2 separate regions of the Homo sapiens genome follow, and region 2 is linked to region 1. Evidence: chromatin loops called from intact Hi-C (ENCODE). Cell type or tissue: OCI-LY7. All regions are shown on one strand.

What was found. Hi-C counts contacts between places; a loop is a spot of excess contacts. Peaks named below come from ENCODE experiments on the same cell type or tissue, not always from the same donor. Only the 100,000 strongest peaks of a DNase experiment are listed, where the experiment ranks them.
Region 2: it touches region 1 in a loop (3-fold over the local background); 7 of 110 quality-filtered maps call a loop at or near these places.

Annotation. Positions count from the first base shown.
Region 1 is chr5:126,538,063-126,540,562 of GRCh38, forward strand. No RefSeq gene overlaps it. Among named protein-coding and RNA genes, the nearest start is that of ALDH7A1, 56 kb to the right of the region's middle. In OCI-LY7, a CTCF peak has its summit at 1,291 (motif pointing left); a DNase peak (open chromatin) is centred at 1,269.
Region 2 is chr5:127,491,696-127,494,195 of GRCh38, forward strand. No RefSeq gene overlaps it. Among named protein-coding and RNA genes, the nearest start is that of PRRC1, 25 kb to the right of the region's middle. In OCI-LY7, CTCF peaks have their summits at 1,354 and 1,572; DNase peaks (open chromatin) are centred at 1,246 and 1,446.

The DNA of each region.
Region 1 (2,500 bases):
GGAGGCGGAGCTTGCAGTGAGCAGAGATCGCACCACTGAGCGGAGATCACGCCACTGGACTCCATCCTGGAGGACAGAGCGAGACTCCGTCTCAAAAAAAAAAAAAAAAAAAAAAAGTGTGTAGCTCTTCCCCCCTCACTTTCTTCCTCCGGCTCCGACCACGTGAAGACCATGCCTGCTTCCCTTCGCCTTCCGCCATGATAAGTTTCGTGAGGCCTCCCCAGCCACACCTCCCGTACAGCCTGTGGAACTGTGAGTCAATTAAACCTCTTTTCTCATAAATTACTCAGTCTCAGGTAGTTCTTTATAGCACTGTGAGAACAGACTAATACACACATCAATCCTAATTTTCTGATTTTGATGGTTGTAATGTAGTTATGCAGGAAAATGTCCTTGTCTGTGGGAAATATACACTAAAGCATTTGGGAGTAACAGGGCATCAGATCAACAACATTCTCAAATAATTTAGGGGGAAAAGTTCTATGTACTTGCAACTTTTCTTTAAGTTACGATTATGTCACAATAAAAGACACTGCAAAAAAAAGGAAAAGTCAACAATTAAGAGTCAGACAGGGAAGGTGAGCAAATAAGAACTCTGCTATTTCAGGGACACTATTCACATTCACAAGAATACTATGAGGCCAGGCTACTTGGATTCAAATCTCAGCCCCATCATTTATCAGCTGTGTGACTTGGGGAAAGTTACTCAACCTCTCTGTGCCTCAGTTTCCAAATCAATAAAGTGAAGATCATAATAGTATCTATTTCCTAGGGTTATGAGAATTCCATGGGTTTATATTTGCCAAGTGCTTTTAAAAGTGCCTGGAACACAGTAAGCATCATTTAAGTGTAAATAAAACGAATGACCCATGGAGTTATTCAAAATGGAATAACCTCACACATATGCTCACTGCAGGGAAAGAAGAATGGATGGAAAATTTTTTTAAAAAAAGTTTTGTTTTGTTAGGACAGGGTCTCACTATGTTGCCTAGGCTTGTCTCAAATTTCTGGGCTCAAGCAACCCTCCCTCCTCAGCCTCCCCAAATGTTGGGATTACAGGGATAAGCCATTACGTCCAGCCACATTTTTAACTTAAAAGATACAAACCTGCAATTATAGGCAGTAGGAAAGGCAAGTTACCAATGGTGCTGGAAAGTAAAGCAGCTCATAAATGTGGGGCATTGTCTGTTGACTGCAAAAACTTTTCCATGGTGACCTCCTGGATACAAAGTCAACACAACTCACTTCCCTGCTAAACAGATGATTGCTTTGACCAACAGTGACACCTACAGGTCAACACTGTAAAGACAATTCAATTATATCTGAATGTGGGCCAGATTTCTATAACCCTGGAATTGCCAGGCTGTAAGGATTCTCAACAAGCAAATAGCAAACATTGAGTAGTTGTTGGATCTATATTTCTATTTTCAAACCTAATCTACCTTAGGAAGTAACTGGTCTCTGCAGTAATTTATGCATAAGATGGGGAATCCCATTCACCGTAACAACTGAGCCGGGCACGGTGGCTCACACCTGTAATCCCAGCACTTTGGGAGGCCAAGGCAGCCTGGCCAACATGGCAAAACACTGTCTCTACTAAAAATACAAAAATTAGCCAGGCATGGTGGTGCGCACCTGTAATCCCAGCTACTCCAGAAGCTGAGGTATGAGAATCACTTGAACCCGGGAGGCAGAGGTTGCAGTCAGCTGAGATAGCACCACTGCACTCCAGACTGGGCAACAGAGACTTAAAAAAAAAAATCCGAAATCATAAAATATATAGGAATAAACACAAAAGTTGTTAAGACGTTGCATGAAATAAACTGCAGAATTTTGCTAGGAACCATAAAAATTTGATCAAAATACGTATCATTGATGTTTTTAAGATCTAAGTATTATATATTAGTTCTTCCTAACTTATAAATTTGAGTCCAATAAAAATCCCAAAGAAATTTTTTAAAAACCTGGAAAATGTTTCTAAATTTTATTTAGGAAAATAATTAAAATATTAAAAGCTGAAAACGAATGTGGAAAACATCTTAATAACAGTACCCAACATTTATTGAGCCCTTATCATGAACTTACCAGGCACTGTTAACTTTTATAATTTTACGCTTTAATCCTAACAATTGTATGGGACAGATATTATCAGCATCCTCATACAGTGGAAATAGATTATTTAAGCTTAGCAGCATCTGTGTTTCTTACCTAGGATAACAACTCTCATTTCTTTTAGGGGAATTATCTGTCCTTGATTTCAGCATTAGGACTATTAATCCAGGTGCTTTGCTCTCCCCTTGCCAAGGGGCAGGTAAATTACCTTAAAGGTAAATGATCCATGCTAGGCAAATTGCTTGGTCCTTTCCTGCAGTTTTAATTTTGAGAAACAAAAAGCCTAAAAACAGTTGAAGTTCACTCATTCTAGCAGTGGCGTTTCCACAAGACAGTTGATTTTTACCTGTTACCTAGCTAGGTCCCTAGAGGTAAGGAGACAAACTCA
Region 2 (2,500 bases), 950 kb after region 1:
AGAAATGTACATTCACTTTTGCCCTAACAGACTATGAAAGTGCAGTCCATTTCTAAGCAGATCACTTTGGCTCTAACTTTTAGAATATATTTACTCATGAACCCCATACCAATTACTGTGTCCTCAAATTCTAGGGAGCATCTGTCTTGCTCTTTGATTGTTTCTGTCAATATATGTCCCTGGCTGGGATTAAAATGAGAGTAGCATTAGCGCCACATCTAGATGGAGACGAGAAACATCATGATTCTCCAATTTTCTCTTTAAAGAAATACTGTACTTCTTTTCTTCATCTTTATCATCCCATAACCAATTCTCTAGCCTGGTTTCATACAGCATTTGAAGCGAAGGATGATTTAAGTTTTGTAAACCCAGTCTCACATTATCTTAGAATGCCCAGCAAACATGCACATTGAGAAGCTGAGACTTTAGCTGAAACATCAAGATAACAAAAAAGTCACAGCTAAAATCTTCTCTTTCTCTTACACATGCGCACACACACACACACACACACCTACCTGCACCCAAAATTTGAGCCTTAAAAAAAAACCAAACATAATGTAGACCCATTCTTGTATCTCAATGTAACAAAATTAGAAATCAAAAAATAAAGATAAAATCCTCATACAATTGGAAAGTTTAAAACACAGTTTTAAATAAGTCATAAATCAAAGAAGATAATGGAAATTAAAAAATAATTAGAACAGAATTACCAAAAAATCCCTGTGGATCAAAATTTGTATACCTAAAATTTAATTTAAACTAAAATATAATTACATGGGGAAAATTGCCTATATAGAGTAAGGATTTAACCTTTACTAAATGCCAGTAAGATGTTGCTTATAGATTTTGTTGTATTAGATCATGTATATTCTTTGTGTCTTTTTAGAAAGCAATTCATTCCTTTTAAAAAATTTTAATTTATGAGAATCTCTAAAGTAATTTCTTATTCTTCACATGGTTATAATGAAAACGGACTGTTCTCTAAATACTGCGATACTTCAATGACATGTTTATATTATTTAAGTAATTCGTTAAAAGCAATTTATTCTCTTTTTATTCTCAGGTAGACACATTAGGGTAAATCTCCTGCATTTCAATTGATCTTTAAAAAAAATGAGGAAAATTCAGGGCCTTAAGAATAAAGTGCTAGCAATGACAATCAAGTGCTGAAAGCAGAGAAAGAAAAATATATGTATATATATATTATTTTAAAAGCTTTGAGCTCCCTCTAATGGCCTTTGGTAAAATTCCCAGAAGCAATAAGACAACTTTACTTAAGTAATAAATCTCCAATAAAGATGTTTTAAGAACATCTTCAAAATGTTCAGATTGCTGTTTTACTTTAAGTAGAGCATTCATTGTGGGGAAAAACTGAGCATATCCAAATGTTGCTGTGGGAATGTCCTTTCCTGTCTACCTGTTATCCTGTTACTGATGAGAGACACATTTTCTCTCCCCCTAGTGGATGTTTACAAAAATGACACAAAGATATTACCAAACTAAGAGATTAAATTATTGCAATCAGAGAATTTAGATAGCACTAGCTGAGGCTCTTGACATGATTCAGCCTAACCTGTCATTTTGTGCTAGAGGAAATACAACAAATTTATGACTGTGTCATGGTCCAGGGGCACAGGCTCACTAAAATACTGAAGCAAATTTTAGGACTATGAACAATTTCCTTCACTCTACGCCTTACTTCTCCTTAATAGGGTTCCTGTACAACAACAGGAATTACAGTGGAAAGAACTGCAAACCTCAGGAATGATTTAAGAAGTGTCCAGGGAAATCCAAAGACAACAGAGGAGACGAAAACAGGGACACCAGAGGAAACTTTAGCCTCTGACAGAGCTACTGCAAAGAGGAAACACAGTCGAACTCCCAGTCATATAAAACCTCACACTAAAGACATAAAACCTCACACTAAAGACATAAAACTAAAGACATAAAACCTCACACTAAAGACATAAAATATATAAACCATAAAACCTCACACTAAGGACATGTTTATCTGTTTTTTTTACCCAGTACTTCATATTTAGCTTTCATCAAAAAATTACAAGGCATGAAAAAAGGTGAAAACCACAGTGTGAAGAGACAGAGCAGGCCTCACAACTAGACTCATATATGGCAGAAATTTTAGAATTATCAGACTTGGAATCTGAAAGAATTCTGAGTGATATGCTAAGGGTTCTAATGGAAAAAGTGGACAACATGCAACTACTGATGGGTAGTGTAAATACAAATATGAAAACTCTACGAAAGACTCAAAAGTAAATGCTATTATACAAATTAAAAATCCTGCAATAGAAGGGAGGAATGCCTTCGATTACTTATCAGTAGACTGGACATGGCTGAGAAAAGAATCAGTGAAATTAAAAATATATCAGCACTAACCTGCACATTGTGCACATGTACCTTAAAACTTAAAGTATAATAATAATAAAATAAAAAAATAAAAAATAAAAATATATCAGTAAAAACATCTCAAACTGAAAAG